2 separate regions of the Mus musculus genome follow, and region 1 is linked to region 2. The links are chromatin contacts, found by POLR2A ChIA-PET in ENCODE. All regions are on one chromosome and are shown on one strand. The core of a region is the stretch at or near the end of the contact, and the rest is flanking DNA. Distances in the headings are between cores, read along the strand shown.

The links. ChIA-PET counts read pairs that join two places held with the same protein, here RNA polymerase II (POLR2A).
Region 1: POLR2A ChIA-PET joins it to region 2 with 13 read pairs in Patski. The contact joins the promoter of Alkal1 here to the promoter of Rb1cc1 in region 2. POLR2A ChIA-PET finds 5 or more read pairs at or near these places in 2 of 5 experiments (Patski and embryonic stem cell).

What each region holds. Positions count from the first base shown.
Region 1 is chr1:6,356,725-6,361,033 of GRCm38, reverse strand. Alkal1 (ALK and LTK ligand 1) reads right to left here and starts at 1,703. Exons shown (of 5, transcript NM_001195732.1): 1 at 1,520-1,703. The coding sequence starts at 1,703.
Region 2 is chr1:6,212,505-6,216,729 of GRCm38, reverse strand. It overlaps Rb1cc1 (RB1-inducible coiled-coil 1), which reads right to left and starts at 2,068. Exons shown (of 24, transcript NM_009826.4): 1 at 1,773-2,068. It overlaps 4732440D04Rik (a long non-coding RNA gene), which reads left to right and starts at 118. Exons shown (of 2, transcript XR_001778783.2): 1 at 118-174; 2 at 1,330-4,225.

The sequences.
Region 1 (4,309 bases), core at 454-2,953, 140 kb before region 2:
TTACTAGCCTTCCATGTCTTTCTGTCACTTCCCTCTGCTTCTCTCCCTGCCTGGCTCACTCAGTCTGTGTATGTGCACGCCCCTACTCTCTCTCCCTCAGACATGTAGTGAAGGACAGACACACTTGTCCTCCTATCCATCTTCTTGATCTCAGTTCTCTGCAAGGTATGTACCTGGGAAGGAATTTCTCACTAGAAGCTATAGGGTGACTGGGAATATATTTATATCATAACTGGTAAAATAGGTATGGGTCACCTCTTAGCCCAGAACTTGGGATGTGAAGGCAGGAAGATTTCTGCAAATTCAAGGACAGCCTGAACTATAGATTGAGTTCCAAGTAGTCTGAACTATGGAGTAAAACTTCAAGACAAAACAAAACCAGCTAGAGTGAGAGAGAGAGAGTGAGAGAGAGAGAGAGAGAGAGAGAGAGAGAGAGAGAGAGAGAGAGACTAAGAAATCCTCACCTCTTGTTTTCTTTAAAGTGAAGCCTGAGCTACTATGGTAGTATATGCCAATAATTCTAAGGCTGACCCAGGAGGCTGTGAAGCGGGGGCTACAAAGTGCGACTCTGCTTCAGACAAAAGGGAATTAAAATGAATGGAGGGAGAAGAAAAGGAAGGAAGAAAATAAGGCTCAAGGAAGGAGCAAGAGAGAAAGGGAGAGAGGGTGCAGAAGAGGCCTTGGGTGCAGTGGTATAATTAACCCAAGCCACCCCTGTGCTTGCTTTGTTCTCTCAGCAAGTTCAGTGAAGGCCAGGGAGACAGGCCCTTTGCTCCAGCTTCCCCTTGCTCTGACTACAGGCTTATGCAAAGATACTCCAAAGTGGCTTTTCTCTTCCTCACCACCACCTGCCAGCCTCTTACACTGCTCCCAGCAATCCTTTCTCTACACCTCCTGTTCCCCTTGCCTTTTCATTCACACATCTCTGTGTGTAGGTGTCTTGCGGTGCTGGTTCTCTATCCTGACAACTTTTCCTACCTTCCTCCTAAGCATCTTGATAGCAGGAATGTCCAGACTTGACATTGGAAGAGATTGTAGCGTTTAGGGCCCATCTAACTGATCCAGGGGCAAAAAAGATCGAAGCAGCCTCAGCCGTGGCAGCTCCCTGAAATTCCCACTCTGCCTGAGGAGTGCCATGTTAGTTAAACCGCAGAAGACCCAGAGAGATCTCTGGACGGTGATCTATTGTCACATACATAGATTGTCCATCATCCTGAAAGGCAAGGTTGCGACCCGAGTCTTTCCACAGTTGGGTTAATGTATTTCCAAAAGACCTCCCACAGTTAGGAATGAGGCATATAAAGCTGATTTTTTTCCCCCCAGACGAATTTTGTTGTTGAAGACTGAACCAAGGCAAATATAGTCAACCTGTTATTTCCTTCCCAGGGAAAAGATTCCCAGGAATCTACAGGTGTCCACCCTCTGCTCTACTTAATTCAGCCTTCCCGACAGCAGCTTGCCCAGCTATAAGAGTGGTTAGACTGTAGAAAGGGCAGGTCAGGGGTCATACAGGGCTTACCTGTGCTCCGGGAGGCTCTGGGAGGCAGGCGAGTCCCTGTCACAGGGAGGAAGAGCTCTGGCCTGAGCTCAGCGACACGCGCTGCCAAGCTTCTCTGGGGCCGCCCCTGAGTCCCAGGCGGGGACAAAGCCAGCGCCAGCAGCAGCAGTGCGGACACCGGGGTGCTGGGCTTAGTGAGCCACATGGCCTCCGTGTCCGTAGCTGGGAGCGGCAGGCTGGGGCGGCAATGGAACTTGGAGGCGCGGGTGACTAGGTCTAAACGCTCTAGGGCGCTGGGCGGGGACCGGAGGCGGGGCGGTGCTGGGGGACCAAGAGAACCCAGGACGAGGGTATGTCGGGACACAGGACCCTCCGGAGCTCACGCAGCTTCCGGGGGGATCTTTTCCTCGGCTTCAGGATGTGGGGCAGAGACAGGACCAAGTCGCACCGGCGAGTCACAAGTTCTATCCGGCTCTGTCTCATGCCTTAATTGTGGGTCTCTGGGTCATGGCTTCCGTTGGTCCATGGGATCGAAAGCAACTTGTAGCTCTGGACACAAGAGAGCGGGATGGGGTTTCTGCTGGCAGAGGCAGGGTGCAGAGCTCTTGGATCATGAGCTCCGCAATGCCACAGAGCTGGCCAGGTGAGCATTCCCGCTGTCCCTGAGTCCAGAGTCCCCATCGGTCAGAGACCTAGAGGAGGCAGAGCCTCCCCTAGAAAGTCAAAGGATTTATAATCGGGACAGCAGAAGCCATGAGTGGCCACACCGGGGCACAACTACCTCTGTACTGGAGACTAGAGATCTTCATGGCTGGTTTTTTTATTTGCCTGTTTTTATCTATCTATCTATCTATCTATCTATCTATCTATCTATCTATCTATCTAACTATCTATCCTCTATCTATGTATCTATCTATCTATCTATCTATCTATCTATCTATCTATCTATAATTATGGGACTCTTATCACAAAGTTTTGTCGGTGTTAATATCAAAGAATGGGAGAGGATAAATTCATTCGTTTAAAATCAAGAGTCTTAGATGAAGCAGTACTTTGTCAGTTATGATTTGAGCCATTTTGTCTGCCTGACTTAAGTATACATATCAACATGCCCATGCTTGATTATTAATTACCCTCTCATAACTGAGGGGGATGGAAAGGCTCTGTGGTTCTCTAATCATTGATTGGCTCGAAATTTCTCTTCAAAGAGACCTGTGTGTCTCAAACTGAAAATAAAAAATCTCAATTTACTCAAGCATTACGTTTTCAAGCATGCCCAGGAAATTGTAGCAGGAGGCACAAAACACTTTTATAAGAGCTTTATAAAGTCATGCCTTTGACTAGAACTCTTTCAAGAAAGTTGTTGTGCAGACTTCCCACTCAGAACGCTTGAGGAAGCAGTAAGCGAACCATTGATTCCTAAGCAAACACCATAGCATGTTGATGCTCCCATTCCCAGGCAGCCTTAAGAGTCCTTAGCAGAAGGAACAAACTTTCTCACGTCTTAAGTGAAATGCTGAGAAATTACAAGTTCACAGACATGAACAAGAATTTCACATTTAAATTTAATTAGAAATATCAGATCGGAAGTTTAGTATTACTCTGGAACACAAGGCGCAGGGAGTGGGGGGTGAGTGAGGGTGGAGACCAGAGTGTGAAATAACACTGCTAGAGAAAATACAGAAGTGACAGACATGAACCCCCAAGTCGCTAGGAGGGAAAAAAAAGCATGAGAGCTGTTTTTTTCTTCTTAGTGCCAAAAGGAAGGTAAGAAACCAAGAAACTCTTGACAGGTGGTCTGGGACTTGTTGCTTGGGTTTGGACAGTGTGAAACAGGGCAAGATTCTCTCTCTCTCTCTCTCTCTCTCTCTCTCTCTCTCTCTCTCTCTCTCTCTCTCTCTCAAAAAAACTTTATTCCTTTTTCTTTTTTACTTTTCTCTCATATTACATTCCAAACACAATTTCCCCTACCTTCCCTATCCCACTCCCTCTCACTCCCTCCCCTCTCCCCCAGAGCCACTCTGCCTCCATTTTTCATCAAAAAAGAGCAGGTCTCCCAGGAATATCAACAGAACATGGCATAACTTGTTACAATAAGACTAGACACATACCTTCATATCAAGGTTGGATGAGGCAACCCAGTAGGAGGAAAAGAGTTCTAAAAGCAGGCAAAAGGGTCCAAGACAGCCTCTGCCCCCACTGTTAGAAAACAGCATAATAATTTTGTCAAAATGAGCAAATTGTCTGCACCTCTCTGTTGTAGGGCTTTTCTTTGTGATTTCTTGCTGTTTCCTTGAGTGCTACCTGTTACCAAATGCTAGTATGTTCAAGTGGCTACTCGAAGTTTCAGCTTAGATCTAATCTCACAATAGTTGCTAACTTCCTTCATGTGATATTTTGTATGTAAATAATGAGTGTTCTGTTTAGAAAAGGACACTTAGTAACTGTGGTGGTTTGAACCAGAATGGTCTCAATAGGCTGATAAGTTTGAGTGTTTGAGCCCTAGTTAGTGGAACTGTTTGATGAGGATTAGCAGGTGTGGCCTTGTTGGAAGAAATGTGTCACTAGGGGTGGATTTGAGGTTTCAAAAGCCTACACTATGCCCAGTCTAAAGCACAATCCACTGGCCCTCTCCAGTCCTTGTCCCTTCTCTCCATTCCCCTCTCTCTCTTTTTTTTTTCTGTCTGCAACTTGTGGATCATGTGAGCACTTACTGTTCCAACATAATGCCTGCCTGCTACCACTATCTTCTTCACCATAATGATCATGGACTAACCCTCTAAAACTGTAAGCTAGTATTTCTTTTAAAAG
Region 2 (4,225 bases), core at 819-3,318:
TATGTTCACTTATGTTCTCACTTTTCTTCTGAATGATAAGAGACTGGAGTTTGCCTGCTGCTGAATAATTAATTACCAAGGCATCACTAATGAATACTTACCACAGCTTACTCTGAGATGTGTCAAGTCTTGGCAAAAGGGGGCCAAGAGCTGAAGGTCAACCTCAACTACAATGTACACCTCTAAGCAAAGCTCTCTTAATCAGGTAGTCGTTGAAACATTTTCCTCTCAGGTCTAACAGTGGCTCAGGGATATTACACCTTACAGAGCATGCTGGAAACTGAGTTTTAGTCCTAGCAGTACACACTAACAAGGCAAGAAACAAAACAAATAAACAAAAACAACTGGGGGAGACACCAGTCCTTTCATCTTTTGTCCTTTGGCTTTTACAGATCTATGTGTAAAGTCAATCTGCTGTGCATTCAAACCCTGATGTTTGCCATAAAGAGTGCTGCCTGTTCCCTCCATCTCCCCCCACCCCAAGAGAACCCTCTTCTCTCCAGGCAGAGGGCTGCTTCATTGTCTTCCCTAACTCAAAATAAAACAAAATTTTTAAATTTTGCCTAAGTCCACTAACCAATTACATTAATAAGATTTATCAATGTAAATGCTACATTATGGGCCTGACACACCCATGGCATAACTATGTAAATACCATTTATTTTGTTTTTCTTTTTTCAAGACATGTTCTCGCTATGATTCCCAAGACCACCTTAACTTACTGAGTAACTCAAATAACTTAAAGCCATCTTTCTGTCTCAGCCTCCTGGAATGTTGAGATGAATATAGCAGCTACCTTCTAAGCCTTGGCTAACGTTTAAAACAGATATAAATGCTAAAAAACATAACAAAAACTTAATTGGAAAGCGATGATTTGCGTTGTATTTGGTAATAAGACTAAATAAAATATTTCACACATAACAAGTCCATTTATAGATCCCCTCCCCCAAAAAGAAAAACCACCTACTGAAATACAGTACCAACATTTGACTAGGAACACAGATTGGTTCATTTTTAGGCTGCTTCTAAACTGCTTGCTAGCTTTGCAAACCCTCAGATAAGTAAGTCTCACCAATTCTTTACAGAAAATGGTTAGCAAAATGTATAAATTTTAACGCTCATAATAGACTTGTCAACATCCGCACCCAACTGAATGTCTTGCAGGGACTCTATCAATAAGTGAGTCCACGAGTGTTCCGTGGCATCAGTCCTATGTACCAGTTCATGGAATGATCACATTTTAAAGACTCATGACGGAAGGGACAGGATTACGAAACCATAAACAGTCACCATAGCACATCCACCACTCTGTAGAGAAAGTACTGACAGCACGTTCGAAAGCTGTCATTTGTACCAAGTTTTGGTACTCCCATAAGCCCCCACCCCAAATCCATCTGCGGGGCGAGCGAGGCTGAGTCATTCCAAGGAGTAACTTTACACCGATGCTTGCACTCCGGGGTCGGGACAAAGGCATCACCTCTAGGTTCCTCCCGTCAGGGCACTCCGGCCCTGGCCCAAACCCTCTCCGGTTTCCCGAGCCCGACACTCCAGTGCACCGAGCCCTGGAGACGGAGGCCGCGATTCAGGCCTCGGGTGAGCACCGGCGTCCTGCCGCTCCCGCGATCCTGTCAGCGGCCAGCGGGCCTCAGGGTCCCCGTAGGACTGCCGCGGCGACCCTCCGAGCCGGCGCCGCCAGACGCTCCGGCGAACCCGTCAGGTGCTGAGCGGCCGGGCCAAGCCCGCCGCCAGATGGGAGCAGGGGCGGCACTTACCCGGCAGCGCCTCCTCCGCCCGCGGCAGCAACACAGCCGGCGGCCCTCCGCACCATCTTCTGCCGCCGCCCTGGCCTCGGCGGCGGCTATCAACCGCCCCTGCGGCGCCGCCAACCGACACAACCGTCGGCGCCCAGCCGCCGAGTACCCGGCGAGGCCCGGAAGGATGGGAGTCGGGCGCAGCCGCTGCTCCGGCCCCTCGGCTCCGCGCGGGGACCCGAGTCCGCCGGCCGAGGCACTGAGAGCTTGGCAGGGCTGGGTCGCGGCCGCCGTGGGGTTTGTTATTGTCGACTCGGCCTTTCCGCCGCAGAGCACGCCGGGAAACAGCCAGCCGGGGGAGGGGTGACTCAGGTGTCTGCGCAGATCCGGAAGTCGCTGGGCTGGCCGGACGGGCGCGGCTCGGTCGGCGAGCGTAGTCCCTGGCTGGCAACTTGTCTGTCCTTCCCTGACCCTGGAAGGTATTTCGGTGCTTGCCTTGGACGGCCCCAAGGTGAGCGTGACCTTCTGGCCGCGGCAGACCGACCTCGCCAAACCTGGGGCAGCCCCAACAGGGGAACCGGAGGCTGACGAGTGAGCACCAGCACAGATCTGGGGCCCTCATCTGCTGCCCCGAAATCAGCCGACTGTCACCTGGGCCACTCGTACCGGGACTGCCAGAATGGCAGGCTACTCGGAAAGTATGCCTGGCATCTTTGCAAGGGTGGGGCGGCCCAGAGTCAGACCAGGTAAGTAAAGAGCACGTCCAGAAGAGGAACCGAAGCAAAGTGGACTGTACTGTAAGCGGCACGACCGAACAATACTGAGGTCGATAATAGGTCAACAGCATCAAGATTAGAGAAGAGAATGTCAGCTTATGAGAACATTACATTTGTATTCGGGCTTAGGCAAGGACTTGAAACTACAAAACTTGAGTTTGATGAGAAGATGTTTGTTACAAGCAGGCTCATCAATTATGTGACGTAAACACGTATTAAATTACTATTCCCAGGAATATCTGATAGAGGTAAAAGTTTAGGAATGGTCTCTCTAAGCCAACAGTTAGCGGTTCCCGACAAAATGAGACATAAGGGGTATTAAACTGATTGAGATCTGCAGTTCTTTATTGTGATAGACACTGGAAAAACAGTAGTTGTGTTTTAAGAGTTGTTTAGAAAGGAGCTTGTTGCTTATCTCACTTTGTTTTTAACTTTGCACTTCTGCCATATCCCAGAAAAATCTTGTATGCACACTGTTATACATATTGAGTATTTTTTAAACTGGAATTTTAGTACATTACACCAGCAAATAAAGCAAAAATGGAAAAAGAACAAGCACTCAATTTTTGTGCACCAGGGGAAGTAGTGAATTGGCAAGACTAAAGAGAAGAAAAATTGTTAGTATATTAACAAATGTAAGCTATATTGCAGTCTAGCTAGAACAATGAAGATCAAAGCTGGCCGGGTGGTGCACATACCTTTAATCCCTTCTCTCAGAAGCTGAGGCCTGCTCTACAGAATGAGCTTCAGGGAGCCAAGGCTACACAGAAAAAGGAAAATCAGGGCCGGTGAGATGGCCCAGAGGGTAAGGAGATCTACTGACTACCAAAACTGACAACCTGAGTTTCATCCTAGGACTGACGTCGTGGGAGGAGAGAACCACTCCTTGAAGTTCACACACACTAAAAAGAGCACCAAAGAGCTGTGTTTCCTCACAGTTAATAAGTACCATTGAATAGCAGAAATGTACTCCAGTTTCAAGTGTTAAAGTACCACTTGTCATGTTGTATACGTGGCCCAAACTTCTCTGGGAAACTGTTAATACAAATGTCTGTTACTTTATACTCTGAAGTGAATGTTTAGAGTTTATATGCATCTCAAATTATTTAGTAAGACTAAAGTGAAAATATGTTATATGAATTTTGCTAAGCAACATAGATAAATGTTAATAATCATGCATATCCATAAGTTTTCTGTCACAAGCTATTTTTCCTCATCCTCTTGAGCATTCTATTCTCCATAATAAACAAAAACAAACTCCTGCAATACTATGTGAAGCTTCGGGGCTTTTCTCAATGAAACTTCAAACAGATTTACAAGGACCATAGAATGATCTTTCATGGGGAGTGCAGAAACATCATTTCAACTTACTAAAGCATGGGCCGTTCTGCCTTCCCCCTCCTTGTGTTATCTCTATCCTATTGCTTGTAAACTCCTATCCATTTACTGTATTCTTTTTCCCCACTTCTCAATTAGAATATACTGTGGGTGATGTGAAGGTTGGTTTCTGTATAAGACTACTTATTCTTGGCTTCCACTGAATTTTTAATTTAGTATCTGTCAATGTTTCAGTGAATTTTCAAGGAACAACTAAAAGTGCTTTTTACCAAGAACAGAACTGACTCCGTTCCTCCACATGTATGTGTGTACAATCAATTGAATCAAATGTAATTTTTAAAGTGAATTTTTTTTTTTTTT